Regions from separate parts of the Mus musculus genome. Here regions 1, 2, 4, 5 and 6 are each linked to region 3. A link is a loop called in an ENCODE intact Hi-C map of the cell type or tissue named here. Cell type or tissue: left cerebral cortex. All regions are shown on one strand. Links, peaks and the distances in the headings refer to the core of each region. The heading gives the core; the rest is flanking DNA. Region 1 has its middle 9.6 kb from the start of Got1l1. Region 2 holds the start of Brf2 (BRF2, RNA polymerase III transcription initiation factor 50kDa subunit). Region 3 overlaps Plpbp (pyridoxal phosphate binding protein). Region 4 has its middle 12 kb from the start of Rab11fip1. Region 5 overlaps Adgra2 (adhesion G protein-coupled receptor A2). Region 6 has its middle 20 kb from the start of Eif4ebp1.

Region 1 (5,188 bases), core at 787-4,786, 130 kb before region 3:
TCAAATGTTGATTTCTCTGTCCCCATATCTAGCTGCAATCCAGACATGGCTCTGTAATGCTTATACCAAGTATCTCCTGTTTCAAGTTTGTGTAACTGTCGCTCCTCATTTGTCCTCTGACTTGTCAATAAAAATTGATCAGCCAATGGCTAGGCAGAAGAGAGAAAAGGGCTAGGCTTCCACCAGCCAAGGGAAAGAGTGGGGATTTGCCACAAGGAAGGGGTCCTGGAGATGTCATGAGAAAACACACCTGAGGCTCAGAGAGCCAGACTAACACTAAAATGCAAGTATCTCGGGGATTTTGGCTGGGAAGGAGCCAGACTAGCTTAGAGGATTAGAAGAGATCAATAACTGCCCAGGTATTGTGATTGTGAAGCCCAGGTGAAGCTTGCTTAAATAAATACAGTGATCTCGGGCTGAAGAGGTGACTCAGTGGTTAAGAGCACTTTCAGAGGTCCTTAGTTTGAGTTCAATTCCCAGCAAACCACATGGTGACTCACAACCACCTGCAATGGGATCCGATGCCCTCTTCTGGTGTGTCTGAAGATAGTGATAGTGTACTCACATACATTAAATAAAATACACACACACACACACATACGCACAGAGAGAGACAGACAGACAGACAGACAGACAGACAGACACACAGACATATTATCTGTCTCATTTATGTGAGAGTTAGCTGGGAATAGAGAAATACTGCTACTTTTAAAAGTTCATTTTCAAAAGCTACATGATTCATTTACAGAAAGTACACATGACCCTTTTGCAAGAGAATATACATATATTTATGAAAAGGTGTCCATATATACATAATAAAACCTGTTTATATGAACTTACATAAAAGGATGATAGAGTGGACAGGTGAGAGGCCAGTGGTACAGATCCTGTTAAAGCCACAGAAGGTGAAGGCTGTCAGCTGTGAGATAAACACTTTGGGTGGAGCATTCATCCATAAGGCGAATGACTAGCCTATAGTCGTGTGGGTTGGTGACTAGGTGGAGGGGAGGGAGAAATATGTTAAGGTGGGGCTATTGGTTCACTCCTTAAACACAGGTCCTACTGTAGCTGCATGTTTCAAAGATGATTTTCCTCCTGGACACATTGTTTCCCAGGCCAAGGAATAGACAGTGGTAACAATTCTTTTTTTTTAAAGAGATTTATTTATTTTATTTATATGAGTACACTGTCACTGTCTTCAGACACACCAGAAGAAGGCATTGGATCCCCTTTACAGATGGTTGTGAGCTACCATGTGGTTGCTGGTATTTGAACTCAGGACTTTGGAAGAGCAGTCAGTGCTCTTAACCGCTGAGCCATCTCTCCAGCCCCCATAACAATTCTTATTCTTAGATCATTTCCTCCTTTTTATACAGAACCCATGGAATTGGAACCACCCACAGCTGGTGAAACTTCCTAATTCAGTTAACCTAGTCAAGATAATCCCTCCTCGAATGCCCAGAGGCCCATTTCCCAAGTAATTCTAGATCTCACCAAGTTGACATTTGAGATTAACCATCACACCTTGTCTCAAAAATAATAAAACAATAATGATAATGTCAAAGTGCATGCACATAAGTCCCAGATGACATGAAAGGACTCAAAGGAAGCAACTTGCTAGAAATGTCTGAGAGTGAGCAATGTTACTGTTTCAACTGCTAAAATGGGAAAGGAAACATTTTTCACTTCCGAGAATAATTGACAGTCTCCAGGAGCAGCCCAGCATAAGGCACTAGAGACAGACAGCCTTAAGTGCCATAGATAGATTGTCAATAAATCCCCGAAGGAAGTAGCGATCACTAGTGTTAGTTACTGTGCCGTAGAGCTGCACTGTTCTAAGAGGTTTGAGTCCATTTCATCTAATGCTCTAATAACTCATTGAGATGAATTCTTACTGTTATTATTGTCATCTTAACATCCTGCTCGATCAGGGTCCCACACTTTACATCCATACAATGAAAAGTGCAGGGCTCTATATATATAAATAATTGCGTTTAATTTTTAATAAATAATATATGATATTGCATACCATTTAATATATTAAATATATCATATACATCATTTCTGTTCTTTTAGAGAACCCTAACTAATACACCAACCCAGTTACTTCCCACATCGTTACCCTCTCATATTCAACCTCTGGGTTCTTGCAGGAGTTCAAGCAGGCACCCCGCAGCTCTCAGGGACTCCATGCTCTGAGCCAGCTATCCCTACTGCCTTGTAGACACCTAAGTGGTGATGGGCTGCATCCTACCTATCAGGGTTAATGGAATGTGAGCATAGCAGAATGGGAATGGACGCCGCAACATCCCACAGAACCGAAACCTATGTGAAATGGCTTGCCTGCCACCTGAACTTAAGAGACAGTCATGCCCAGTGGTTACAGAAATGTCAAGTTCAATGGCCTGAGCTGGAGGTGGTTTCAACTTGTCTCTGCTTTCCTGGTGACAGCCATATGTCCAAGGGACACTGAAGGATGCCTATGCTCTCCGGGATGGCCTTAGGGTAAGAGTAAGTGGACCCCTGAGAAAGAAGTAGTCAAAGATGCAGCAATGCCTGGATGCCAGCCACCAGCCCTCCCTCCTCCCCTGCATTCCATTGTGAATAATGGTCTTGTCATGTAACCCAGGCTGGCATCCTGATCATGTCACCCTAACCTCCAAAGGCCTCAGATTGCAGGTGAGTGTTGCCACCATGGCCAGCTAAATGTTGGTCTTCAGATGAATATGATCTGAAAGGACCCATCTGTCCTGAGGCTGTCACCCTAGGGTCACGCTGAGATGGGTGGGGTGTCCTGCAGAGCCTGTCATCGTGTAGGCGAACCTCTCTCAGCTCTCCTAGGCTGCCTTTGCCCAGACTACAGTCTCTCACGAGTCCCTTCAGATCCTAAGTGAGCTACTATTAATCCCACAGGGTGACAATAAGATCACTTCCACCATTTTTGAGCCATTTTTTGAGGCAGCTTTTAAAAAATATTGGCCAGAACGATGGGCACCGACCAGGTCCATACCCAGGATTCCTGGAGAATGGCAAAATTACATTAGGCAGGGGCTTAGAAAGGCAAATCCCATGAGGCTACATACTTCCTGCCTTTGTCCAGTAGGGGGCAGCATACACCCTGATGTACTTCCTGCTTATGTGCCTCTCACCTACCTGCAATCAAGAGCATCCTATGCAGTTGGGGCAACCAAACCTGTTTACAGAAGTGAATGCATGAAGCTTGTTATCTGACATGAACAACAGCATTTTAGAAAGCTATCAGTACTTGGGCAAGTAGGGTTTACAAGTTAGAGGCACAGCAATTTAAATTTAACTTTAGCCATTATAATCCCTCCCCGCCCAGACTTATAACTTTAGCCGTCATATTACTTCTGCCCAGCAACACCTGTTTACCACCATTCCAAGTTGTTTTGTTTTGTTTTGCTTTGTTTTGTTTTGTCTTGTCTTGTCTTGTCTTGTTTTATTTTGTTTTTTGTTTTTTGTTTTGTCGAGACAGGGTTTCTCTGTGTAGCCTTGGCTGTCCTGGAACTCACTTTATAGACCAGGCTAGTCTCAAACTTAGAAATCCACCTGCCTCTGCCTCCCGAGTGCTGGGATTAAAGGCGTGCTCCACCACGCCCAGCCCATTCCCAGATTTTGGCCCTAAGGAGACAAGTAGATGCCAAAATATGAGGGGTGGGTGGTGGGCCTTCTGCAAACCACCTGGGTTCTGTCAGGTCTTCTCTGCCAGACAAGGCAGCAAATCCCTAAGTCCCTTCAAATCTGACCCAGGCCACAGAGAAGTCAATTTACTCCACACAGCATACTTAGTAACCCTTATGATGCCCCACTGTCCTTTCCCCCAGTGTCCCTAGATGGCTAAGATTGTAGCAATTTCCTCTCCTTCTGGATTATTTATAAACTCTCAAGCCTCCTGAAGGCCCCCGCAGTCCTATAGTTGACTGGATCTGTCCTATAAAGATATTTTGCACAAGGGTTAGGTGAGCAGAACTGTGATGGTTTGTATATGCTTGGCCCAGGGAGTGGCACTATTTGGAAGTGTGGCCTTGTTGGAGTAGGTGTGTCACTGTGGGTGTGGCTTTAAGACCCTTGTCCTAACTGCCTGGAAGTCAGTATTCTGCTAGCAGCCTTCAGATGGAGATGTAGAACTCTTAGCTCCTCGTGCACCACGCCTGCCTGGATGTTGCCATATTCCCACCTTGATGATAATGGACTGAACCTCTGAATCTGTAAGCCAGCACCAATTAAATTCTTTCCTTATAAGAGCTGCCTTGATCATGGTATCTGTTCATGGCAGTAAAACCTTAACTAAGACAAGCACCTTCTTGTGGAAGCCCAGCCATAATATTGTTTGAAGGGGATAGAATGTTATTTTTGCCTGCTGGCTGTTCTGCTTGCCGGTGACTATGTCTACCTTGCTGCTGCAGCTGCTGCCCCCACCCTTCACTGACAATGGAATCCAGCTTCTTTGGCTTTTCAAAGAGAACTGAAGATCAGTGGCTCTCCAGGAATTTTCCAGGCCTTTAGCACCAGGTTAGAATGACTGAAGCATTGTTAACTTGAGATGCCCAAGAGAAAGACCAGTTACACAATTTTTGAGCCCAATTTAAGCAAGCTTTAATAAAATACTAATGAGGGTAATGGACTCTGGCCAGGAAAATCCCAAGGTATATTCCTAAGAAATGAAGACAAGTGACATATTTCAGAGTCCTAAAAGGGCAAAACTATAAGGCCACCTCATATTTCCCATCAGTTCCAAACAGGGCAAAGCAAATATCCCGTTGTACTTCCTACCTGTGTACCTCCTGCCTACATCCAATCAGGCACCAAGTGTATACATCCTGATGTATTTTCTGCCTACATACCTCCTGCCTACACCCGATCAGGCATAGCACAGTCGAGTCAAACAGACTTATTTAGGGGAGTAAAAACTTATGGTTTCCGGCTGGAGAGATGGCTCAGCGGTTAAGAGCACTGACTGCTCTTCCAGAGGTCCTGAGTTCAATTCCCATCAACCACATGGTGGCTCACAACCATCTGTAATGGGATCCAATGCCCTCTTCTGGTGTGCCTGAACACAGTATGCTGATACACATAAAATAAATAAATCTTTTAAAAACAAAACCCAAAAAACGTGTGGCTTCTTATCACCGGTAAACAATAGCCTCTAGCATCTCAGGAAATCCTT
Region 2 (5,188 bases), core at 465-4,464, 70 kb before region 3:
AGACAGGGTTTCTCTGTGTAGCCCTGGCTGTCCTGGAACTTACTCTGTAAACCAGGCTGGCCTCGAACTCAGAAATTCGCCTGCCTCTGCCTCCCAAGTGCTGGGATTAAAGGTGTATGCCATGTATCAAAAGATGGCCTAGTCGGCCATCACTGCAAAGAGAGGCCCATTGGACTTGCAAACTTTATATGCCCCAGTACAGGGGAACGCCAGGGCCAAAAAGGGGGAGTGGGTGGGTAGGGGATTGGGGGGGTGGGTATGGGGGACCTTTGAGATAGCATTGAAAATGTAAATGAGGAAAATACCTAATTAAAAAAAAAGGTGTATGCCACCACCGCCCAGCCCTTTGGCGCTCTCTCTCTCTCTCTCTCTCTCTCTCTCTCTCTCATTTGTTTATTTATTTTACATATATGAGTACACAGTCACCAACACACAAGAGGGCATTGGATCCAATTACAGATGGATGTGAGCCACTATGTGGTTTCTGGGAATTGAACTCATGACCTCTGGAAGAGCAGTCAGTGCTCTTAACCCCTGAGGCATCTCTCCAGCCCCTTGCTTTTAACTCTTGATTTCCTGCCTTTACTTTCCAAGTGCTGGGGCAACAGGCGAGTTATATTAAAGTTCAATACAAGATTGTTTTCCCCTTTTCTCTCTTAAAAAAAAATTAAGAGAGGGTCTAGCTAGCCCTAGCTGGCCAGGCACTCACTCTGTACATCAAATTGCCCTTGGACTCAAAGAAACCTGCCTGCCTCTGCCTTCTGAGTGTCAGAATTAAAGGCACGTGCCACGTGGATAGCTCAAAGTTCAAGGTTTTAAACATGTCTGAGTCGGCCTGTAGCTTCCAGTTTGCCAAAAGTTGAAGGGGAGAGAGGAGGTGTGTGTGTGTGTGTGTGTGTGTGTATGTGTGTGTTTGAAGGCCAGATGTAGTAGCAAATGTCTTTAATCCTAGCACTCAGAAGGTAGAGAGAGGCAGATTTCTGTGAGTTTAAGACTATCCTGGTATATATAATGAGTTCCAAGACAGCCAGAGATATACAGTGACTCTTGTCTTAAAGTACAAAACAAAACAAAACACCCAAATCAAACCAACAATAAAATCCGACAATTTAAAATGCATTCTTACCAACTCCTAGCCTCCATCAATTCAGAAGATAGCATCTGAAACCCATGGAAAGGGTTTCCCCATATTCTGTAATGTTATTACCAGTGGTCCCTATCGTATGATATATGGCTCTCTTTGTTCTAAATCTAATGCAATCTTCATGTAACCACTTAACAGTTCTATGTGTTATTTGGAGAAACTTGTATCTATCTGTTCCTGGGCTCAAGTCCTCCTTTTTGGCTCTAGCATAAACTCTTGTACATCCTCTTTGAGGAGAGAACTATGGTTTTTCATGCTATTCTCTGAAGATATTTAAATCTACCACTCAAGATTTTAGTTCATCTTATTGTATTTATTTAGAGACATGTTCTTATTAAGTTGCTCTGACTGGACTGAACTCATTATGTACACCAGGCTTGGCTCAATCTCTACCTCCTAAATGCTAGGATTAAAGAAATATGTTGGAAAACAACAACAACAAGAGAGACTTTGAAAGAGAGACGGCAACTTAGTGTGGGGAGGTCCGTAGAGTACAACACAATTTACTGCTCTCTCACTGCAGAGTGATCTATTTTCTACTACGGTCAAACTTAACGTTCCTTACTACATAGAAAGGAAAAAACTGGTTCCACTTTTTTGAAGGGAGTTAAATCAGGCATGGTAATACAAGCCTGTAATCCCAGCATGTAGTAGGCAGAGGCAGGAGGATCAGTATTTTAGGTCAGCCTGGGCTACATAAGCATGATAGGCTAAAAAATAAATTATAAATTGGATAATATATTTTAAAAAATAGTGTTTTGCAGACAACAATTCCACATCTGTGGTTTGTGTCAACTCCCCACGTGGCCTAACCACAAAAACCCAGAGAGCCTGAGAAACAGTTAAATCCAGGAACCTCCCTTTCTAACTCAGGTTTCTACCCGAGTCCACAGAAGGGATCGGAAGTGGCGTACTGCCGAGGGGAGGAGCAAACTGCCAGCCGATTGGCCAGCTGGCCGGAGGAGGATGGTGCATCCGGAATAAGCGCCCCTCCACTTTATTGCCGCTGCCCAGTTACAAGTTCTCTGGGAGTTTGTGCCTGACGGCGGTACCGCAGCCCTGGACCGACCGACGAGATGCCGAACGGAAGCCGCTGCCCGGATTGCGGCTCCTCCGAGCTCGTGGAAGATTCGCATTATTCTCAGAGCCAGCTGGTGTGCTCCGACTGCGGCTGCGTGGTCACCGAAGGGGTCCTAACTACCACCTTTAGCGACGAGGGCAACTTCAGGGGTACTGGTCTTGAACCCGGGGATCGCCAGCCTTGGGCGGTGGAGTCCTTAAACCCAGCTCCCTCTTTCCAGCCTCCTCCCTTTCTTGGCCATGCGCACAGTTAAATGTGAGAGAATTGGGCTTAAGTAAACAGATGAGCTGGAGGAGGGTGCGATCCATCTGATTTCCCAGTACCTACAACGGTGTCTGGCATTGGGTGGGTATATTGGTTGGTGAATGAACGAAACGATAAAGGTTTCATTCGTCTTGTCAGACCTAGTCAGTGTTGAAGGAGTGCCGGTAAATTATTTGAAAATAACAACACGAACCATCATCTCCTAGCAGGTTTTAGCACTAATTGGCAACTTGCTCTCCTCTGCGTTCCACGCCATTGCTCTAGTACAGCGGTTCTCAACCGGTGGGTGGTGACCGCCGTGGTGTCCACAGAATCTTTCACAGGAGTCCCCTAAGACCATCCTGCATATAGGCGGTTTACATTATGATTCATAATGCAATTCATAATTCTCTTTTTTTTCTGTAGCTAATGCAATCTTCGTGTAACCATTACAAAATTACAGTTATGAAGTAGCAACGAAAATAATGTTAAGGTTGGGGGTCACCACAACGTGAGGAACTGTATTAAAGGGTGGCAGCATTAGGAAGGTTGAGAACCACTGCTCTAGCCCTTGGCTAATGCAGCCCTCAAAAGTGAATGTATCAGAGAAATTATTGGAAAATCAGAATTGCCAGTGCAGCTTTTAAAAATACAGTTCTGTCCTATTACTTTTACATAGATGGGTATCTTCTCTGAGGTAGAAGTAGATACACAGTCATTTGAAATCTCCCTGGCCTTATGCAGTCAGAGGGCAAGGAGGAGGTGAACGAAGGCCAGCTGGGTAATTTGTTGTTTGCTATTTTACAGAAGTGACATATTCTCGAAGCACTGGGGAAAACGAACAAGTTAGTCGCTGCCAGCAACGAGGTGAGAATCAAACTTTTTTCCCCCTTAAATTTCAGCTTTGCTTTTATTTATGTCACTGTTTAATGTTTTGATATTATGTGTATGGGTGTTCTTACTGCATGTATGTGTGTGTGTGCAGCATGTGCATGCCTGGTGCCCATGGAGTTAGAAGAGGGGGTTGGATCATCTGGAATTGCAGTTATAGATGGTCGTGAGCAGCCCTGTGGATGCTGGGAAGCAAACCCCAGGTCGTCTACAAGAGCAATAGTGCCTTTTAACTGCTGAGCCATCTCTCCAGCCCAGAGCATCAACCTTTTTTTTTCTTTTCTTTTCTTTTTTAAATATATTTTTTTATTACGTATTTTCCTCAATTACATTTCTAATGCTATCCCAAAAGTCCCCCATACCCTCCCCTCAACTCCCCTACCCACCCATTCCGGAGCATCAACCTTTTATGACACCGTGGCCTTAAAGACTTTTTTGTTTTGTTTTTGTTTTTCAAGACAGGGTTTCTCTGTGTAGCCCTGGCTGTCTTGGAACTCCCTCTGTAGACCAGGCCTGCCTTGAACTCAGAAATCCTCCTGCCTCTGCCTCCCAAGTGCTGAGATTAAAGGCGTGCGCCACCAACACCCGACTGAGATGGTTGTTTTGATGACCTAGTCTGTCTGTGTGTCCTTGTTTTCAGTGTTACTGGCGTCAGGCAGGCTGCGAGAGAACAGTTGTTAATGTGGCGTGTGCCTACAATCTCGGCACTCTGGGGTTGAGGCAGGAGGATAGAGTTTGAGGTCAGCCCAGCCTACATACTGAGTGTGTATTAAAAACTAAAAGGCATAGAGGTAGAGGAAGGTTTGGGTCTGCACAGAGAGCCTGAGTAAAAGCATGGCTTTGGAGCTAGGGGTAGGTCGGTGATAGAATATGTACCTATCATGTGTAAGGCTTGAGGTTCAATCCCCAGCACCAAAAAGAAAAAAAAAAGGAAAAAAAAAAAGAAAGAAAAGAAAAGACATTTTGCCTTGTCCATAAGTTAAAATACGAAGGTGGTGGATTGAATGTGACCTTTCTACAAGTGTTGTGCACCATTGGAAGGACCATGGTTCTAAAGGGCTAAGAATGTAGCTCGGTGATTAAAAGGTGTGCCCAGCATGGTTGAGGATCTCATGTAACTCCAGCTCCACAAAACACACGCCATATCAGGTGTCCTGTTAGCACAGAAGGGCATATTATTTGTGCATCTGGTATATATGGCAAGTTTAACAGAAGTCAATTAAGCCCTAGCAGAACTTGCTAGCAGTTGTACACTACTCTCTTTGACCTCTCTGCTTCCTGCATGTTTTCCTAGATCTCCGTCGAGTAAGAGACCTGTGTCGGATTCTGAAGCTGCCGCTAACGTTTGAGGATACAGCAATCTCCTACTACCAGAAGGCATATCAGCTGTCTGGGATCCGAGCTGCCAGGCTGCAGAAGAAGGAAGTGTTAGTCGGATGCTGTGTTTTAATCACCTGTCGGCAACATAACTGGCCCCTCACCATGGGAACCATCTGCACACTGCTCTATGCCGATCTGGACTTGTTTTCTGGCACCTACATGCAGATGGTAAAGCTCCTGGGGCTGGATGTGCCCTCCCTGTGCCTGGCAGACTTGGTGAAGTCTTACTGCAGCAGGTACTGGTCTAGGAGGAACACCGGGCTGGGCTGGATCCCGGGCATCTTTCACCCAGAGCCTGTCTCAAAGGATGGGAGGGTCTTTCCTGTTTTGTGCTTACTACTAATGCAATTTATACATGTTAATACTGTTTATACTGTTCCAAAACGTTGTAATTTCAAATCCCTTTTCCATCATAGGAGTGTGATAATTACAAAAAAAGAAAAAAAAAA
Region 3 (5,188 bases), core at 432-4,431:
CAATGAGACTGCCTATGGCTGGACATAAGGAGGCACACAGCAATCCTGGAAGGACACCAAGCAGGAAAGAATGGCTGTCTCCATAGACCAGCCATTTCCAGACCTCACAGACTTAGAACAGGAAGGAAGTCAGATGCAGGCAGAGTCATCCCCTATGACAAAGGGTTGCCCCCACCCGAATCCCAATCTGAGGCCCACATCCCAGTATGCCCAGCCCATAGTAGCAGTCCCATGGTGCTGGCCGTTTCCTGCCTCATTCAAAGGTGCTGATCAGAGCAGTGAAGCAATACCAGAGCCTTGTGTGTGCTATGGCCTCTCAGAGTGCGGCTGTCTCTAGTGAGCTGTGGAGAGGGGAAAGTCATGGGAACGGGAGAGAGAAGCAGATGGAGAGAGCAGGAGAGATGAAAAAAAGAGGAAGGAGAAGGAAGAAAAGGAGGAGGAGGAAGAGGAGGAGAAAAAAAGGAGGAAGGGTTAGGGAAAGGAGGAAGAGGGTGCTGGGTTTATCCAAGGACCCCAAAGTGGTGAGGCACTTTTCAGTTTCTTCCATGTGGGCAGTGTTTCCTATGATGTCTTAGGAAGCAAGATGGTGGCACAGGACTGGGAGGAGATGCAGCTAACAGTCTGGCGCTGCAGACCTGCACAGCAGCAGCACTTCTCGATACTCTGTGGCCCAGCAGGAACCTCCCTCCCTTGAACCTAGCCGATTCTAGTTGGGGGGCTGGGGGTGCAGTTGGCAGAGGCTGACTCCAATCTCTGGCTTTATCTTCCCGACACATTGAAACCATCAAGCGGAGGCCTGATGCAGAGGCCTCGATGTTGGGTAGTCTGGAGGAACACTGAGTTCATCCAAAGCAGCCGTGCCTCCTGCATTCCCCACTCAACGGGGAAGAGGGGCAGGGCTTCACGGTGCTCCAGTGGCAGGCCTTGCAAGCTATTGAGCTATTGTCTCTGAGATGTGTTGAGGCCAACGTCCCTTCGGACCCTCCCGCTTTACCCTCCTCTCCCAAAGGGAACTTCTGTTGCTGTTATTTGCAACAGTGAGTGGCTACTCCCCCCCCCCCCCCCCCCCAACCAAGCTATCCCATCAAAAGCAGCACCCTTCAGTGCTTTGAGTTCAGGAGAAGCCAAATCAAAAGCAAACCCTGAATTCCTCTTGCTCATGGCCAATAAAAACCTTGCTTCGGAGCGGAGCTGGCTTCCTTTGCTGAAATCAGATATCCTAGTAATAAACAAGTCCTAAAGGCAGGGGGAGAGCCTTGCTTCTTTCTACTGATTAGTTTTTCTTCCTTTAAAAGGGGCCTCTCCTATAACAGGATGCCTGCCCTAGAAACTCGAGCACAGAAGGTGGCCCAGCCTAGCCCTGCCCTGAGCTGCCCTGCCCTGTATCACCTCCCCCTGGCCAAGAACCTTCCCCCTGGGCTCCTATGGGTGGGATGGGCTCTGCTTTCCCTAATGCTACGCTGTTTAGCTAAAAGGCAAGACAAAGGGGCTTGGGGGAGAAGAGGCCTTAGCTGTCTGGGGAACTGGCAGTGGTTTCCAGGGAGAGCTGAGTTCTTGCCCTTTGGCTCCTGGTACTGTTGGAAAAGGGAAAGTGGAGTTATCACAGGTGGGGGCCCTAGAGGCCTGTGCCTGCCAGGTAATGTACTCTGTCACCGAGCTACAGTCTCAGCTCTCATGGGAATTTAACTGTTGAGTCCAGGCCCAGAGAAGGCATCAGAGCAGACAGCAGGGTAAAAAGACATGGTGATTTGCTTCCTGGGGGCAGCCTTGCCTTTGCTCCTTAGCTCTTTCTAGGCCCTTCTTCCTGCCCTGCCCAGTCTCTGGGCAGATACGTGTGTTAGCCAGCTGTGGAGAGTGCCCTCCCTTGATATGCAGACCTCTCTCATCTCCCAAATAGGTTTTTTGTTTGTTTTTGTTTTTTTGTTTTTTGTTTTTTGAGACAGGGTTTCTCTGTGTAACCCTGGCTGTCCTGGAATTCATCTTGTAGCCCAGGCTGGCCTCGAACTCAGAAATTCACCTGCCTCTGCCTCCCAAATGCTGGGATTAAAGGCGTGCACCACCGCCCGGCTCCAAATAGGTTTTTATGTGACTTTGCCGGCAGAAGATGTGCGCCGCTGCTGTTTGTTTGTTTGTTTGTTTGTTTTCCCTCCGACACTATCTCTCTCGGGAGAGTTTCTGGTCAAGAGAATTATGTTGAGGCTGCAGATTGCGAGAGAATCGCGCCTAATGGGGAACAGACGGACAAGACACCTTTCATGTCCAGCCAAGTTTCTTTCCCCTCCCCTCTCTCGCTCTCTTTTCTCATCTTCCCTTTTTGGCTTCAAAAATCGGGCCCGCTCTGTGCCTGTTTCTTTGGTACATCTGCTGAATAAGGTCACACGTTGATTTTATTTTGGAAATTGGCAGCTCAGTCGAGCTGAGCTCCGAGGCTGCAGAGCAGGGGCACTGTTGGATGTCGAAAGGGGCAACTCTAGCCTGCAACTGGCACTGGGGTAGCCTAGCTCATTAAGTGTTGAGGAGCACCTCCGTACCCAAATTGCGCCCTCTGCTGGCGCGGCATCTCCAGAGTCGCCCAAGCTTGGAGGAATTAATTAGATGGAAGGTGCTGCATCTCTGGTTCCTTCCACAGGCTCCTTCAGTTAACCCCGTGCAATACTCTATAGGGAAGAAAGTGCTGGTTCTGAGGCCCCTTGGGACGCTTAAGTCATTAAAGGAGAACTTAAGTCTAAGGGCCTTGTAAATGCCCGCTTAAGGGCTGGTGAAATGACTCAGTGGGAAGAAGTGTTTACTGAGCAAACACGATGACCTGAGTTTGACCCCTGGATCCGGTTGGAAGGAGGGTGCTGATTCTAGCAAGTTGTTCGCTGATTTCCATATGCACACCTGCGCTCAGGCACGCAAACACCTTGCACGTGCGCTTGAGGCTGCGAGTGTGGTGGCTTCCTGGCTTAGCATGTGCTAGGGTTAGAATTAGATTCCCCAGAACAATACAAAACCAGCTCTCCTCTCCCCCGCCCCCTTTTCTTTGTGTTCCTCCAGAGAAGGCAGATTTGTAAAACATTTGGGAGGATGCTGGTGGTTTGGATTCCTTGGCCCTTAGTCATGAGGATGATGTAAGAGCATCCAACTGATTTCATGGTAAGGACAGTCACAGTTCTCAGCAAACCGTTTCCAATCGCACCCTGGCAACTCCCCACCCGGCCCTGTCTCAGAAACTACCCTCTTCCCAGAACTTTGGTGGGAAGCATGGGAGTGAGTTACTTGCTTTCCAAAGCTCGGCGTGAGTGTACTCTTGGACCCCATCCCTTCCCTGTCTAGCCTTGGGTAACAGAAGTCACTGCTGCTCCAACCCAGGGGGTTTGGTGTGGGCGGATTGGCACACATTGGTCTCTGTGAAGACTGCATCTGGAGGAGGGATGTAGGAGTCAGGGGAGAGGGCTGGCGGCTGGCTGATGCTAAATGTTGGGAAATGGGATGATGGGAGGGAGGCAGATTCTCCTCCTGTCTGGGCTTAATTCTCCTTCCTTCTTACACCCTCTGCTTGTGGTTTCAGAGTTTGTTCTGTATTAAGATACATCAGTTCTCAACTAGCACAATGGACTGAAAAAATGAAAACTGTGGACTTCTTTTCTAGCAATACGGCGTTCTAAAGTTATAGCTGCAAATCTAATACAGTGCTTACCACTGATTAAAGCTGGCAACAGAAGCTGCGTGCAACTTGGTGGTAGAAAGCCTGTAGAAGAAGTAGGGTGCCAATCTTAGCACTGCCAAATAATAACAGCAATAATAATAATATCCTCATCACCATTACCATCATCATCATCCTGTCCTTAGACAAGGTGTGTGTGTGTGCGTGTGTCCATGTCCCCATCCCCAGCCTCAGTGCTGGATCCAAAATGGGGACACTTACAGATTGCCTAAATACTTGAGTTGTCATGAGAGGACACAGGGCTGGGGAGATGACTTAGTGGATAAAGTGCTTACTATGCAAGACAAAAGATCTAAGTTCAAATCCCCCGAACCCATGTAAAGCCAGGCATAATAGCCTCCTTTTGTAACTCCAGTGTTCCTACTGCAAGATGGGACATAGAGTCCGGAAAACTCCTGAAAGTTTGTGGTCCAGCTAGCCTGGCAATACAGCTGTGAACAATGAAGTGACCCTGTCTCAAGGTGAGAACTAGACCTGAGGTTGTCCTCTTATCTCTACACGTGTACAGTACCCGCAGCAGAGGCATGCCCCGACTTACTCACACGAGTGTGCACACATGCCAGTTACAAAGAGGAAGGGGAGCTGGAGAGCTGGCTCAGCAGTTAAGGATGCTGCTGGCTCAGCAGTTAAGGATGCTGCTGGCTCAGCAGTTAAGGATGCTGGCTGTTCTTCAGGAGGACCTGGGTTTGAATCCCAGCACCCATATTATGGTTTACCACCTGTAACTCCAGTTCTAGGAGATCTGACATTCTCTTCTGGCCTCCACAAGTACTGCACAGATGTAGTGCACAGATGCACATGCAAGCAAAATAGCCACACTCACACACATATGTATGTATATATGCATATATAATACACATACAATATATATGTATGCATATACATATATACATTTGTATATACATAATATATTTTGGTGTTTCAAGACAGGGTTTCTCTGTGTGAAACCTGGTTGTCCTAGAACTCACTCTAGGAGATCAGGCTGGCCTTGAACTTAAGAGATCTACCTGCCTCTGCCTTCCAAGTGCTGGGTTTAAAGGGGTGCACCACCACCGATCAGCTAAAATTAATGTTTTTAAAATGGTGGTGGCTGGAGAGATGGTCCAGCAGTTAAGAGCATCTGCTGCTGGTTTTAGAGGACCCAGGTTCTCTTTCCAGCACCCATGTGGTACCTCACAACCATCCATAACTCCAGCAATTTGACCCTCTTCTGACCTCCATGATCACTAGACACACATGGGATGCACAAACACAGATTTGAGAAAAACACCCACACGCATAATATAAAAGGCTTAAATGCTTTATTTGAAAGAGAAAAGAATACAAGGCCTCCTGAGCCTCTCAAACCTGATGCTGGATTTGGGATACTCGATGGCTTATCTTGGTTGTCACCTCGACAACGTTTGGAACCAACTAAAACCCAAGCAGCTGGGCACACCTGCGAGGGACTTTCCTTGGTTGAAATTCTGAAGTGGGAAG
Region 4 (5,188 bases), core at 364-4,363, 130 kb before region 3:
CAATGGACTGGGCCCTTCCCCATTGCTCACTAAGTGAGAAAATGCCTTACATCTGGATCTCACGGAGGCAGTTCCTCAAGGGAGGCAATTCCTTTCTCTCTGATGACTCCAGCTTGTGTCAAGTTGACACAAACCCAGCCAGTACAGGACCTAAGGTAAGAGCCCATGGCCCTAGAAAAACATATTCTGACACACACATAAATCTGTGCAATGTCAGAAGCTCTCAGACGCCATGAGCTCCATCTGGTATTTCCTCGGAGTCTGTGGGACCCTGGCAGGACAGATACCATCTTCAGTACCTTCCCAGACAGTCACCCCAGAGTCATAGCAACAGGGAGACAACCCTCTACTCCCCTCCCTCTGCCTTCACTTAAGCAGGAGGTACCAATACCAGGAAGTAGCCACTGCCTGAAGGAAGAAAGGCTAGAAGCAGCTGGCAATCGACCACAGCTTGAACCCAGCCCTCAGGCAGTGGCAAAGCTGGGAACCCTGAGGCTCTGAGCTTCCAGAAGCTTCACAGTTTCAGTAAATTCCCCATCAGAAAGCACTGGCAGCAATGTGGGCCTGGCCGGAAAATCTGACAGAGAGAAGGTAGCCTGGAGTGTTTCTAGGACTATCACGGACAGCGCTCTGACGACTAGCTGCACAATTCATGTGCATCTCACCAAGGCGAACGGAAAAAAAGAAACAAAAAGGAAAGGGTCCGGCTGTTCCTAGGTGTGTGTGTGGGGGGGGGGGGGCAGGGGAGTGTTGACAGTAGATAAAAGGGAGTGCACAGCCAGAGGCAGGGACATCTGGGATTCTCCAGAATGGACAATGGCCCTGAGCAATGAGGGGAGAGGGGGAGGGAGAGAAGGGAGGGGAACCAGGTGCAACAGCTAAGAGAGCAAAAGGTTAAAAAAAAAGGGAGGGTAACCAAAATGGCTGCATTCTATAGAGAAGAGCATCTAAGGGGGGGGGGGGGGGCTCAGTTCCTGGGATGCAGGGTTCAGGGTTAGAGGGTGGGGTATGCCAGCCACATCACTGTAACAGGTAGGGACTGAAGGATGCTGAAAGAATCTGGGAGTCAGGTCTACTTTGATATGCTCCATAGGCATATCTCAGGGTTTGAGACTTAACATAGAACACTTCCCTTTGAGACAGTCTTACTATGTAACGTACTGTGTCCAGGCTGACCTCAAACTCAAGGTCCTATTGCCTACACCTCCAGAGGACTTGTGATGCAGGCATGTGCATGTGGGGCCTTGTGTTTTACCACAACGTTGGCAACATAGAGAGACCCTGTCTCAAAAGTATCTATCCTTCCTTCCTTCCTCCCTCCCTCCCTCCCTGCCTTCCTTCCTTCCTTCCTTCCTTCCTTTCTTCCTTTCTTCCTTTCTCCCTTCCCTCCTTCCTTCCTTCCCTCCTTCCTGGTGTCTGTGTCTACATTCACATTATTGTGGATGCGCAGAGAGCAGAGGACAATGTGCCAGAGTCAGTTCTCCCCTCCATTATACGGGGCCTAGAGCTCAAACTTAGATCATCAGGCACCTTTGCCTGCTGAGCCACCTCACCGGACGACTTTACCATAACTTTGAAAAAAGTTCCCAAGCCAAAAATTGGGATGTAGTTGGCACAGTGTTTGCCTAGCAGACACAAAGTCCTGGGCTCCATCCCTGGCACCAAAAACAAAACAAAAACAAGCAACAACAAAAACCACAGGCGGAGGGACACATACCTTAAAATTCCAGCACTCCGGGGATCAAAACGTTTCTCAGCTACCCAAAAACTTTGAGGCCAGTCTAGGCTACGGAAGGCCATGTCTCAAAGAGTGGAGGAAGAGGGGGGAGTTTCTAGACAATAACGCCTCTAGATCTTTTAGGATCCTGCACTACAGGAGTCACTGGCAGCATTTTGGTCTGGGAGCTGTTTAATCAGCAGGAAGTTGACAGTGGGAGGCCCCACTGTGGTCCAGCTGCTAAAAGGAACCACAGAGTTAGGAAAATTGGTGGGCTTTGTTGGAGGGGGTTACAATGGCCCACAGGATTGTCCTGTCTTCCTTCCCTCTGACTTTTTTTTTTTTTTTTTTTTTTTTGATTCTCAAACTTAGACTAAGAGGCTTTTCCTGGTCATCAAGTTTTGAGACAGCAGGTGGCGATGTTCAGCAAACTTGGGCACTAGCAAGAAACCTGAACTTTGAACATGGGAATTAGTCCCCTATAGCCTGCTAACCACCTCCTTTTATGACTACCGCCAAATACGGTGCTGGACAAAGGACTTTTCTTCCTCCTTAAGCTTTGCAGAGCTCCTCAGTGGATCATAGGACAGAATGCAGCTGGGATCAGAGAGAGAGAGAGAGAGAGAGAGAGAGAGAGAGAGAGAGAGAGAGAGAGAGAGTGAGAGTGTGTGTGTGTGTGTGTGTGTGTGTGTGTTCGGATTTCAAAGGCCTTTGGAATGCAGTTCTGGTAAAGTCCTGGGTGGAGGCCACCTGAAGTCTTTCTGGAGAGGTGAAGAAATTCAGAGGCGTCTCCATACTTCTTCTGCCCAGCACACAGCACCCTCTGCCTGCTCCTCATGGTTTTAAGTTTGGCACCTTTCCTCAGAAAGCTGAGTTCGGGATGGGTGGTGATGGTGTCCATCTTTATCCCAGCACTCAGGAGGCAGAGGCAGGTGAATCTCTGCGTTAGAGGCCAGCCTGGTCTACCGAGAGAGTTCTGGGACAGCCAGGGCTACACAGAGGAAGTCCTAGGTTTGATCCTCAAAATTGTCAAAAAAAAAAAAAAACAAAAAAAACAAAACAAGCAGAGGGAGCTGGAACTCTGCAGTAAAACATATCTTAGTTTTATATTTATTAAAACTATTTCTTATTTTTAAAACACGTTTATTTCATGGGGGTGTGATTCACATGTGGTATCACGTGAGTATGGGAGCGTGAGAACAAGTTATAAAAGTCAGTTTCATGCGTCTACCATGAAATCACTCTTTCGATCTTGTGGGTCCTGGGGATTGAACTCTGGTCATCAGGCTGGGCAGTGAACATGTTACCTGCTGAACTCTCACACCAGCCCCTGATTTACTTATATTTCTTATACATATGACTGGTGTGTGTGTGTGTGTGTGTGTGTGTGTGCGTGTGCCACATGTGTCTGCTGCCTTTAGAGGCCAGAGTAAGGCATTGGATCTCCTGGATGTGGAGTTACAGAAGAGAAGAAAATGAGTTGCCAGTGTAGTGTGTGCTGGGAACCAAAATGGATCCTCTATAAAAACCCTCTTAATCATCACTGAGGTGTCTTCTCAGCCCCACCTTAGACATATTTTAAAATTAAATTATATTAATTTTGTTTTTGTTTTCGTTTTTCGAGACAGGGTTTCTCTGTGTAGCCCTGACTGTTGTGGAACTCATTCTGTAGACCAGGCTGGTCTCAAACTCAGAAATCCGCCTGCCTCTGCCTCCCAAATGTTGGGATTAAAGGCGTGCACCACCACTGCCTGGCAATTATATTTATTTTTAAAGGGTTATTACTTGGTTTTGAATATGTGTATAGGTTTGTGCATATGGGTACAGGCGCTTTGGATTCCCTAGATTTGAAGTTTATAGGTAGTAACTTTGAACTTGAGAACTGGTCATGCATACAGCCTAGTAGCCAGGATGTAATATTGCATTCACCAGAGTTAAAGCTACAGGTGATTGTGAACTGTACCATGTGGGTGCTAGACATGAAACGGGTCCTCTGGAAGAGCAGCAAGGGCTTTTCACTGATGATCCACATCTCCAGCCTGTTTATTTATTGGGGGGAGGGGGGCGGGGACATGTGTGTACCAAAGCATGCACTGGAAGGTAGGGGACAGCCCCTAGAAGTTGGATCTCTCCTTCCATCATCATGTGAGTCTCAGAGGTTAAACTCGTAAATAGACATGGCAGCAAGTGCCTTTACCTACTGAGCTATCTGGTTGGCCTCTTAGATGTACGTTTTAACTTCCAGGTTGTTGTTGTTGTTGTTGTTGTTGTTATTCAGCAAAGAAAAGAAAGGTTCGGAAGGCATGAGCAAGTAGTAGGTGGCCTCATGGTACCTGCATGAGGGTCAAAGCCTTGAAATGAGAGGAATGTTAAGCCCCTGGAGTCAGCCATCCATCTATCTCCCTGGGCCTTGCTTCCATTGGAGACAGGGCTCCGGGAAGTGAAAACACCACGCTGGTCTCACAGCCCCAGTAAATGATAAAGCATCAAGGACACCAAAGCCCTCAGAGGTCACAAGCACACTGGTCTCCCCTCTGCCTCCTTTGCTTCCACTTTGCCTTTCTCTGGCCCCTCTGGTTTATACAGCTTAGCTTTATGTATGTGGATTGGAGACGACCTTGAATCCTTCTGGGGAACAGGGCAGGGAACAAATAAATAGAAAGAAAACTCCTTAAAGGACTAGATGCCTGATGCCGACTGAACCACGTGATGACATAAGAAACCGTCATCCTTGCGTGGTCAGATCATGAGAACACCGGTGGAGGAAGGCTCTCCTCCCAGAGCAAGATGGCAGAGCCTCCCTGGTCTGAGCCTTAGGCTGCTGAGATTCCTGATTGCAGGGGGTAGGGTGGGAGGACACGGCTGGATGGGTGTGCCGTTATTGACTTGTGATCCTTCCCCAAACCCTGACTAGAGAGCTTATAAATCCATAAAGCCAGAACACTGGAAATGACTTTTCTAAAAGAACACTATGAGGATTAGGAAGTGGCTGGGGGTAGAGTGCTTGCCTAGCATGGAAAAGTCCCTGGGTTTGTTTGTCACATGTATACACACACACACACACATACACACACACACACACACACAGAGAGAGAGAGAGAGAGAGAGAGAGAGAGAGAGAGGCTGAGATAACAAGCAAACTGTACACATAAAATAGCATAGAACCACTGGTCTACGTATGCCTTTATGCCTTGCTTGTTTCTTTCATTTTATTTTCTATTGCACATGTCCCTCTCCTAAGCAATCGCCTTCCTCAAGTCAGTGAGACTGTCTTAGGATTCTCATGTATACCTCTCCCAAGGCTAGACTGAAAACAACACGGTGCTTGTTTGCCAAGATTCCCTAAGCCCCTTGGTTCTGTTGTCTCTGTGAAAATCTCCTTTTCTTTCAGATGATTGACAGAGAACAGCTTTTGTCCATATCAGCCCCATAAATCGCGTGTTGGCCTTGACAAGAGCTTGTGGGTGTGTG
Region 5 (5,188 bases), core at 690-4,689, 55 kb before region 3:
AAGGGGACAATGCCATGGCTATTTTGCCCTTTTGGACACTTCTCACCAGGGCTGCTGGCCTATTGATCTGAGGAGCCTCTGGCTGGAACAGCTCAGGTGTGTGTGTGTGGGGGGGGGGTATTATTCAAATTCTCCACTACTCAGGGAGGCAACATCTATGGCCTTCCTGGTTTCCTACTTTTAACACCTGAGTATTAGGTAGCGCTAAACTTCCAGGATGCGCTCATGCCCTACTGCTTGCCTGACCAGGGGCCATGTGTGCCAGTGCAAGAAGCCTGGGGTTTGATGCAGAGGGAAAAGAAGCGAGGCTTTGTGTTTGTAGGCTTTCTGATATGTCAGATGCTCAGACTATAAAACTGCCCTTCGTCTGAGATGTAAAACCATGCCTCTTTAAGCTTCATCTCCACCAATCCCTTCTTTTATAGGACATCTCTATTCCCACCCTTCCCTGAAAAACTGGTAAGGTTTCTGCCATCCTCTGCTAACTGAACCATGGCAGTGGGGTGGGGGTGGGGGAGCCACGGAGGTGAGAAGGAGGGCAAGACAGACAGGCAGGAAGTTAGTCCCTTACTGGTTCCTGCAAATATGACTGGGGTGGCCACACCACGCCTCTTGCCAGGCCCAGCTGCTCCAGGACGGGAAGTGTTGTTGCCGTGGCTGCGGAAAAGACGGCCATTTCTGAAGACCAGCAGTTGCAGGGTGCAATCTGGAGGGACTGGGGGAGCCAGGGCAGCCGGAAGGGTTGAGAACAGGCTGGGGGGCAGCTGGATGGAGGCCAGGGCCACGCTATTCTGAGGGGACATAGGAGGTCCTCAGAAATACTCAGCAACCCTGGGCTTTGAGGTCTTCCAGCCCCTTCCTGTGTCCTGTGCGGTTCCCCCTCCCACCTCCCACCCTTACCACCTGACACCTGCATCTCAGTACCGCCCACCTCAGCTTCTAGTCCCCACACCCACCCACACTCTTCCCTTCCCCCGTGCCCACCTTGATGTGGAAGGATGACAGAGAAATGTTGGGCCTCCCAGTGGTGCAGCGGAACCTAAGCTGCTGATCAGCTAGGGGTTCGGGCTCCACTGGGGCATCCTGGCCGACGCTGCTTGGCTGTGCACCCGACACTCCTACCTCCCTCCTCTGGAAAGCCGTGCAAGTCAGACCCACGTAGCTGTGAGGCTTGATGAGGTAGGCCTCCAGTGCCACATTTCTTGAATTCTAGGGACAGGGAACTTGTCACCCAGTGTCTGAGATAAAGTGGTCTTTTTTGCAATACCACACATTTCCTCGCTTCAGATCTCCCTTTATCCTTCACTGTCTCTTCAAAGCATGGAAAGTCTTAGGTGTGCCATGGAGTCATCTATATGCACACTTGTGTTGTGCACACACACCCACATGTACACATGCATACACGTGTGTCTTCCAGCCACGGGCCTTCTTCTCTTGGAAGCATTGCTGCTCCAGTATGCTTGCTATCTTCTACCTGCTATTTCTGTTGCCTGCACCTCAGCTGTCAGGAAGGGTCCATGTCTAGCTCCCATATGTCCCCAAGTATCTAGCACGGCATCTTATATAGAGATGCTCTACCAGGCTAGAGATGTCACTGTCCCTCAGTGAACTTGTGGCACTCCTCATTCCATTCGAAGTGCTGTCCACCCTGCACAAAGCCTCCCTTTTCCTGCACCTCACACCCACTACGCTCCTATTTAACTTCGGCCAGCTAACCTTCAACTCAGCCCCCAGCCAGAAAGCCCCACACCGTGTCACCATCGCTGCCGGCAGTTCACAGCTGAGCTGTGCTTGCCACCATGCTACCAGAGCCTGCAACGTGCCCCGTGTCCCGGCGAGGGGGAGGCATGTCCCTTCTATGAACCAACTGCTACGCTCTCAGGCTCCCCTCCCCCAGTGCTAGCCCCTGAAGGGTCCCTCCCGCGCCAACCTACAGTACCACAGAGATGTGCTGGGCATGGGGGCTAAGAGCAGCTCCTCCGATTCGCTCCAGGGCACCCACAATGCCACTGCAGGCTTTGTCTTCTCTCTGGGCCAGCCACAGAAGGTGCTCATCCACCAGCATCAGGTTGCTGGCCATGTCCACCATCACCTCCACCAGCTGAGGGAGGGAGGGATGGAGGCAGGGCCGTTACCAAGGGCAGGGGTGGTATTTGGGACTCAGCATGAGGCTTGAGGTGACTGGAGGAGGCTCCAAAGGAGATGCTGAATCTCACCTCCTTGATCTGGTCAACGTAACCCAAAAACTTCTGGATCATCTGAGCCACATAGACCACGTCCATCATGTCTGAGAAGCTGGCGGCCTCTGCGGTATACACTCGCAGCTGGTGGGCCAACGTCAATGCATTGGAGGCGTTGATGGGCATCTGGGGGTGTGTGTTTGGGGGGGGGGAGAAGATCAGCCTGATTTCCCCTTTCTGTTCCAGAACTAGCCTCTGGGATTCAGGGCCAACATGGGAGAGGAACCAAGACCATCTACTGAGACCGTCATGGTCAAAAGTGTCCATGAATCCCTGATCATCACAACTCTAGGCTATTCAAGTCAAGTACCACCAGCCTAAGGATAGTAATAAGGCTATAAACCAATGTGATGGTGGATAGGGAAGACAGAGGAGAGGAGAGGCCTGACCCTGGGAAAAGAAAAGCACCAAGGGATTAAAAAAATAAAAAGGTGTCAGTCCACAGTCCTTGCTGTTACCTCCTTTTTGAGACAGGGTCTCGTTATATAACTGGTCATCCTGGAACTCACTCCATAGACCAGATTGGGCTTGAACTCACAGAGCCCCACCCCCCTCTGCTTCTGAGTGCTGGGATAGAAGGCATGCACCACTATGCCTGGCAGCTGTACCCACTCTTAATGCACACCCAGGAATCGAGGTACAGCCTCCCTTACGAGGCATCAGGCTCCATCCCAGCCAATTCCAGGAATCAAAGTTTGGGGGGGGGGTGCCCCAGCCTCACCAGCACAAAGGTGTAGAGCACCCGAGTGATGTCATTGGTGTACAGACAGTGCGAGTAGTCCCCTGGCTCCCAGCGGCCAGCTCGGTCACACCTGCGTGAGGCTCGGGTACCCGGGGCTCCCCCACTCAAGGGCACAGAGGTGAAGGGGTACTGTAAACAGGACTGGTAAGCCGTGATGCCAGCCAAGGTTCGGGGCCACCTAGCGGTAGAGTTAGGAAACTGTTAGGACCAAGGCTCTTTGGGACAAACACCCTCCCCTCCTTAACCCTGTCCCAGGACTGTGACACCAGACCACTGGAGCTTAGTGCAGGGTTCAGCAAAGGGTATCCTGGCAGACTTTAAGGGGTTCCCAAGTTCTGCTTTCTTTCAGATTGTTCAGACAATGCTACTGCAGGCAATATGTGGGGGTGCAGTGCAGGGATTCACAGACAAGATCTGCCACTAATTGCCACAATATGCTGATTGTTTTTGTTTTTTATTTTGATTTTGGTATTCTCAGCTCTACAGTACGGAATACTGTAATAATAACTGCCCTCCATACAGAGGGCCTCTTTTGCATACCAAAATGGGAAGAAGCAAGGAAAAAAGGCTTATTTTCTTGAGATGTAACAGCAAGACAGTGGGTTAAGTGACAAAAAGGGAGGCGTTGGGACTGACTGGGAGGAAGAAAGCAAGTGGGTGGGAGCTGGAGAAATGGCTCAGAGCTTAAGAGCACTGACTGCTCTTCCAGAGGTCCTGAGTTCAATTCCCAGCAACCACATGGTGGCTCACAACCATCTGTAATGGGGTCTGATGCCCTCTTCTTGTGTGTCTGAAGATGGCAACAGTGTATTCATATAAATAAATACATCTTTAAGGAAAAAAAAAAAGAAAGCAAGTGGGTGCCCCTCATCATTTGTGCTCTCAGAAGGTACAGGTGCAGGGCTGGGGACAGGGTGGGAAGAGAGGCAGCCATTTAAAAAGCAGAGGCAGCCAACCTGAAGTCCCCACGGTTGTTGGTCACCCGCTCTGCAGGGCAGTAGGAGGCAGAGGTCTCCAGCACTACTATCTCCACCTTCTTGCTGGTGTTGCCTTGGACTGTGGACACGGAGCACTCCCATTCACCAGAGGCCCACACACCAATGTGAGACAGGGTCAGCTCACTGCAGGGGAGGAGGAGGAGCTGGCTTTGGGCTCTGGTCAGCAGCATCACCATAATCACCATCACCACCATCATCAATTTTCATTATCGTTATCATTATTAGTCAACTTGACCCAAGCTAGGGTCAACTGAGAAGACAGAACGTCAACTAAGAAAATGCTCCTATGACAGAAGCATTTTCTTCATTCATGTGGGCAGGGTCACTCCTAGACAGGTGATCCAGGTCCGGAGTTGTTTAAGAAAGCATGGGGAGCAAGCCAGGAAGCGCCCCCCCCCCCATGGCCTCTGCTTCAGCTCCTGCTTCCAGGTTCCTGCCCTGCTTGGCTTTCCTTCCTTTCCTCCCCACGTTGCTTTTGGACATGGTGTTTATCACGGCAACTGAGACACTCCAGCCTCGACTCCCCTCCATGGCCCCTGGACAGCCCACCTACCTATGCCTTGTCCTGGGACAACAGCTCAGGTTCTTGTTCTAATGGGATGAGAGATCCCTGTGCGCACATACTCACTGTCTTCTGATTGGAGGGGCTCTGCGGGCACTGTAGAAGCCCCTCCAATCAGGAGGCAGTGAGGGTTTAGTTCTAAACTCTACTCAGACCATTTATGATTGCATCTTAGCTCTCTGTCACCGGGTGAATATGCCTGGCCCAGGGAGTGGCACTATTTGGGGGTGTGGCCTTGTTGGAATAGATGTGACACTGTAGGTGTGGGCTTTAAGACCCTCATCCTAGCTGCCTGGAAGTGAGTATTCTGCTAGCAGCCTTCAGATGAAGATGGAGAACTCTCAGCTCTTCCTGCACCATGCCTGCCTGGATGCTGCCATGCTCCTGCCTTGATGATTATGGACTGGACCTCTGAACCTGTAAGGCAGCCCCAATTAAATGTTGTCCTTTATAAGAGTTGCCTTGGTCATGGTGTCTGTTCACAGCAATAAACCCCAAACTAAGACACTCTCTATAATCTCTCTCTCTCCCCCTCCTCCTTTTCTCCCCCCTCTCCTAGGAGCATGTCTGGAGGGCAATGGCAACTGTGGCTATCTGTCTCCATGCCCTCCACTAGAGAGGGACAACAGAGCCCGTACCTGGTGAT
Region 6 (5,188 bases), core at 539-4,538, 220 kb before region 3:
AAGAAGATGCATCCTAGTCTGTATGCGTTCTTCAGGAAGCTAATAAAGACTGTTTGGGGTGCACAGGTTAAGCCACAGAAGATATGTTAGAGGCTCTGAAGAATATCAGACACCAGAAAGGGGTCAGAGTGAGACTACCTCCCTTTGATCCCTGCTTTCTGTCTGGATGTTGCAGGAGGTTCTGTGAAAACCGTAGAGGATACGAGGTAGAGTGAATGGCACTGTTTGGATCTGGTGCATCATCCATCCTCCCAGGGCCCAAGTGCCTTGGTCACCTGCACATGGGGGAAACTGTAAGTGATGCTGCCTCGTAGGGCACATGTCCTTCCCCACGCCCTTCCTCTTCCTCTCTTGGTTCCTTTTATTACTTTGTGACAACATTCCTGACAAAGCAAATGATGGAAGGGTTTAGTCTCCTTTATAATCTGAACACTTACAGTCATCCTAATTAGTGTCAGCTCTCAGCTTGACACAGCCTAGTTATCTAAAAGAGTCTCAATGAGGGACGGCCTCAACTAGATTGGTCTACAGGCAGGTCTATAATCATTTTTTTCTTAACTGTTAATTGATGTAGGAGAGCCCAGCCCATGTGGGCTCGCCATCCCCACATGGGTGGGCCTGGCCTGTATAAGAATCCTAGTTGAGTAAGCCAGACAGACCCTCTTCTCTGCGGTTCCTGCCTCTGCTCCTGATTGAGGTCCTGCCCTGACTTTTGCTGAATGGCGGCTCTGTCAGGAAGAATAAGCCAAACAAACCTGTTCCTCCTCATCAGTGTTTCCTGCTGCAACAGAAAGCAAAGCAGAACAGCCCACCATGATAGGGGAGATATATGGGAGCAGAGGTGTGCTGTCTGGTACACTGTGTGCGCTCAGGGAAACAAAGGTGAATGGTGGTGCACCACCGGCTTTCTTCTCTTTTTCCAGTCAGCCCAGGACCCCAAGCCCATTGGGAGCAGCAGGATGCTTCTGCGCCCTACATGGTGCTGCCTGCATCCAGAGTGGATCTTTCCTCTTCAATGGAAGTTCTCTAGAAACTCCTCAAAGACACACACCCAGAGGTGTCTCCTAGATGACTCTCTGTTCAGTCAAGTTTATCACGAAAATTTATCTTTATTTACATTTCAAATAGTATCCCCTTTTCTAGTTTCCCCTCAGAAAATCCCTTACCCCCTTTCCTCTCCCTTGCCCCCCCAACCCACCACTCTCGCTCCCTGGCCCTGGCTTTCACACACACACACATGCACACACACACACACACACACACACACAGAGAGAGAGAGAGAGAGAGAGAGAGAAACACACGGCCTCTGATCTAGTTCCTGCCTCCATGTTCCTGCCCTGCTGATGGACTTAAAAGCTGTAAGTTAAAACAAACTCTTTCCTCCCCAAATTGCTTTTGGTCATTAGTATTTTATCGCAGCGGCAGAAACCCTAATACAGTAAGTAACCCAAAAATGCATACTATACGTTGGTTTAAATCTCTGTGTAAATTTTTGGATATTGATGCTGATAGGACACTTGAGCTTTCTAGTATGCTAGAAACGTCATGGAGAATCAAGAGGTTCAGCTGGAAAGCCAGAAAACAGACCTGATTGGGGATCTGGGTTAGTTTTTTTAAGACTCAGAACATGAAACTGGGCTAGACAGTCCCCGCAATTGGGAAATAGAGGCAGCAAAATCAGGAATTCAAGGATACTCTGAGCTATATGGGACTCTGCTGAAAGACGAGAGAGAGACAAAGAGAGGGAGAGAGAGAGAGAGAGAGAGAGAGAGAGAGAGAGAGAGAGAGAGAGAGAGAGAGAATGTTCCCGATTCCAGTGCAAATCTGAGCCATCCTATAAGGCTCTAGAACGCAGTCTTTCTTCTCTGGTTTGACCACGAAATGCCTAGGAAAATGTTTAAATACTCAGCTTGCTAAAAGCTGCACATAAACATTGTTAAGACCTGCAATGGAAGGAATCAGTTGGCTATTGAAGGGCCCAGTGGTGGGCCAATCAGAAGGCAGTTTGTCCACAGGCCCGTCTTGCTTGGTCCAATGAATAAAGAAGATCTTGACAAGCTTGTCCCAAGCCTAGGTGGGGATCAGAGGGTAGCATAGCCATCTTCAGAAACCCCTCCCCTTATTGCGGGAAGTGAGGGTCCGGTGGCATTTTAACAGAGAACCTGCAGAATCCTTAGGTCTTCAACACATACAACACCCTCACTTACTCCTGAATGGAGTCTAAATGAAGTAGCCTTATCTGAGAAACTTATGTATTCCTTACTTTAATAAACTCTTCCAGCAGGGGGCAGCATTGACCACAGTACCGAGTGACATCAAAATCTGCTCTGGAGTTTGAGGATCAGAGAATGTCTAGAACAGAGTTCTCTATTGCCTTCACTGGGGTGCTGGCTCGTGCTAGGTTTAACTGTCTGTCCTACAACAAAAGGGTGTATGTCCTGAGGGAGTGGAGACACTTGGCCTCCAGGAGGCCAGGTTTGACTTTCCAATGAGAATCCACAAAAGGAATCACAGCATACATGCCTAATGGGATTCCGAACCTACTAAGTGCTTAGTACACAGCAGGCACTCACTACTCAGGAGCCTTCGATCCCTGCTATCCCTGGTTCAAACCCAAGAGACCACCAAACACCTGCATGGCTCTAGGTCCCTCAACACCAGTCTCAACTCTAACCAACAGCTGTCTGCTAAGAGTTCCGAGCCTGAAAAACTCAGGCTTCACGTCCGTTCAGCGTGGTACCTATGTGGACCCTAGCTTTGAGGCTGAACCAACAGGAACTGGAATTCTAATTCTAATATTCACTCCCCATGGACATATGTAAAACACTAATAAAACAGTGACCTGCCAAGTGCTTCAAGTTTCAGGTGTATAGAAATTATTCTTACAGCTATTCTGCTGTTCCAGCAATTGAACTCCATTGTCATCTCAATTTCCAGGACAACCAACACACCAACTGGCACAGTTTACAGTCCACAGAAACATGTTCCAGGTACACCTTTTCTGATTGCTTTGGTTTATATGTGAGTGCCCCATCCCCCACCCCAATCCGACCCCCACTTTCACCCCCCTCCCCCCAACCCCCACCATGAGCTCATATATTTGAATGATCAGTCATCAGGGAATGGCACAACTTGGAAAGGATTGGGCGGTGTGGCTTTGTTGGTGGGAGTGTGTCACTGAGGGTGGACATTGAGGTTTCAAAAGCCCATGATGGGCCTAAGTATGTGATCTCTCACCCTCCCTCTCTTCTCCAGTCCTGATGGTCTCTTTCTGCAGACCTGAACATAGCTCTTCACTACTGCTGAAACACCGTGCCTGCCATGCTGGCTGTCATAACAGACCATGCTTCTGAAGTGGTAAGCCAGCTCCAGCTAAACGCTCTCCTTTATAAAGAGCTGTGGTGCCCACGGTGTCGTCTCACAGCAATAGGACAGTGACTAAGACACATGCACACTCTTCTCCAGTCTCCACATCCTTCCGTCTGTCCCTACTCTGTTACCTTGTCCTGTTTCTGTGTGTACACTTAGTCAGGCTTCCTTGGGTTAACGTTTTTCTCGGGTGTTTGTTTTAGGTTCTCCAGGATGAAGGCATTGGATGTAGGGAAGACTTGGCACACATTTCTTAATGGAGGCAGGAATCTTCTGCAGGTCACTTACTGAATCTCACCCTGCCTGAGACACCTTCCAAGTGCAAAACAGACTTATCTGTTGGTCTTGTCTCTGGCCTTTCCTCCAGTTGCCTAAACAGCACACTAAAAGATACCAGGAAGGAGGAGGTACCAGCTGGGATGTCTGGCAACCTGGGAGACAAAGGAGCCAATAGCTTCCTAGTTGGATAACTACCACTTCAGTCCCTACACTGCACCCAGGCTAACTAGGCACATTCCCCAAGGTTATTTTTGCTCTCCTTGCCATGTAATTTCTAACAGTGTGCCCTCTGTGTGTTCATTATCATGTGACCTGTGCAAATGCACGCAGCATGTAGAAACCAGAAATGGAACAACAACATCACCCACATGCAATCCCTCTCCACTTTCTACTGTTTTTGGGTTTTTGGTTTTTTGTTTTGGTTTTTTGTTTTTCGAGACAGGGTTTCTCTGTGTAGCCCTGGCTGTCCTGGAACTCACTCTGTAGACCAGGCAGGCCTCAAACTCAGAAATTTGCCTGCCTCTGCATCACAAGTGCTGGGATTAAAGGCCACCACCACGCCTGGCTTCTGCTTCTTTTTAGAGAGGATCATTCACTGAAAATGAAGCATGCCCACTGAGGTAAAGTGGACAGGCTGCCAGCTCTTCTCTGTCACACAGGAGCTAAGATCAGTGTGCTATGGATCGCTGCCTCACCATTGCACAGCCAAAGCTAGCATCCCAGACTTGAAAACCCCAAGACTGTTCCCCTCTGACTCCTACATCAGCACAGCCATTCTCTACTGACCACCAGGCTGGGCCTCTTCACTGATGCTTAAAAAGCTTCTTACCTCCAATATTTACCCCAGCAAGCCTGTTCTCAGGGACCTGAAAGCACAGGCCACTGGGGTCCAGGAAGGACCTGAAATCACAAGGGCCAGCTACTACGAGGCTTAAACCTGTTTCCATTCCTTCAGAGGACAGGTCCACCCAACCTCCAGGCAGTGGACAATCACAAATGCTTGCTTTCATTTCCTCTCCGTTAGGCTTCAAAACTTGGGAGCACACGCTGTACCTTAAAGCTTCTTTGTGTTTCTGGTTCTTGGCACCTGTCTACAGCGGCCCAGTTACCTCTTCAAATGCAAACAGTGCTTCAGGCCACAGTGGAACAGGCATGCCTAGCAGATGGGTTTAAGAGGGCATCTCTGCAAACTATTAAGATGCCAGCAATGGGGATGTCAAGACGAACAAAGCAGGCTCGTCTCTCCAAAACTTTTCTTCCTGGAGAACAAGGACTGGGCTGCAGAGCTTTGCCACCGCACAGCACCCAGCAACAATTATAGCTGTGGAGATCGGGCCTTCCTCTGAAGAGGACATTTATCAGTGGGGAAAGCTGCTAACTTCTACACTGTGTTATGGCTCCTGCTCTACTTGGGAAGTGCATGCCAACCCCTAGAAAATGAGAACTGCCCTAAGATTACATACACTGGTGACCAAGACCTCTACTGAGATGCCAGGGCAATGAGACTCTGTCATTGAGAAGCTGACAGGAAATGTTGACT

What was found. Hi-C counts contacts between places; a loop is a spot of excess contacts. Peaks named below come from ENCODE experiments on the same cell type or tissue, not always from the same donor. Only the 100,000 strongest peaks of a DNase experiment are listed, where the experiment ranks them.
Region 1: a loop joins it to region 3, with 4 times the contacts of the local background. A loop is called at or near these places in 29 of 42 quality-filtered maps.
Region 2: it touches region 3 in a loop (5-fold over the local background); 23 of 42 quality-filtered maps call a loop at or near these places.
Region 4: a loop joins it to region 3, with 4 times the contacts of the local background. A loop is called at or near these places in 29 of 42 quality-filtered maps.
Region 5: it touches region 3 in a loop (2.7-fold over the local background); 22 of 42 quality-filtered maps call a loop at or near these places.
Region 6: a loop joins it to region 3, with 7 times the contacts of the local background. A loop is called at or near these places in 13 of 42 quality-filtered maps.

Annotation. Positions count from the first base shown.
Region 1 is chr8:27,190,369-27,195,556 of GRCm38, reverse strand. No RefSeq gene overlaps it. Among named protein-coding and RNA genes, the nearest start is that of Got1l1, 9.6 kb to the left of the region's middle. In left cerebral cortex, for the core only: a CTCF peak has its summit at 3,100 (motif pointing right); a DNase peak (open chromatin) is centred at 3,107.
Region 2 is chr8:27,125,607-27,130,794 of GRCm38, reverse strand. It overlaps Brf2 (BRF2, RNA polymerase III transcription initiation factor 50kDa subunit), which reads left to right and starts at 2,163. Exons shown (of 4, transcript NM_025686.2): 1 at 2,163-2,374; 2 at 3,276-3,335; 3 at 4,654-4,975. The coding sequence starts at 2,221. In left cerebral cortex, for the core only: a CTCF peak has its summit at 2,066; DNase peaks (open chromatin) are centred at 2,091 and 2,438; H3K4me3 peaks cover 1,527 bases; H3K27ac peaks cover 832 bases.
Region 3 is chr8:27,055,938-27,061,125 of GRCm38, reverse strand. It overlaps Plpbp (pyridoxal phosphate binding protein), which reads right to left. Exons shown (of 8, transcript NM_054057.4): 8 at 4,994-5,188. Among named protein-coding and RNA genes, the nearest start is that of Plpbp, 16 kb to the right of the region's middle. In left cerebral cortex, for the core only: CTCF peaks have their summits at 1,295 and 2,548 (motif pointing left); DNase peaks (open chromatin) are centred at 2,522 and 3,142; H3K27ac peaks cover 544 bases.
Region 4 is chr8:27,183,649-27,188,836 of GRCm38, reverse strand. No RefSeq gene overlaps it. Among named protein-coding and RNA genes, the nearest start is that of Rab11fip1, 12 kb to the right of the region's middle. In left cerebral cortex, for the core only: a CTCF peak has its summit at 2,131 (motif pointing right); a DNase peak (open chromatin) is centred at 2,122.
Region 5 is chr8:27,111,258-27,116,445 of GRCm38, reverse strand. Adgra2 (adhesion G protein-coupled receptor A2) reads right to left here. Exons shown (of 19, transcript NM_054044.2): 7 at 5,181-5,188; 8 at 3,939-4,103; 9 at 2,962-3,160; 10 at 2,217-2,366; 11 at 1,940-2,101; 12 at 985-1,209; 13 at 572-791. Among named protein-coding and RNA genes, the nearest start is that of Gm39151, 6.2 kb to the right of the region's middle. In left cerebral cortex, for the core only: a CTCF peak has its summit at 3,164; DNase peaks (open chromatin) are centred at 3,110 and 3,608.
Region 6 is chr8:27,277,280-27,282,467 of GRCm38, reverse strand. No RefSeq gene overlaps it. Among named protein-coding and RNA genes, the nearest start is that of Eif4ebp1, 20 kb to the right of the region's middle. In left cerebral cortex, for the core only: a CTCF peak has its summit at 2,274 (motif pointing right); a DNase peak (open chromatin) is centred at 2,288.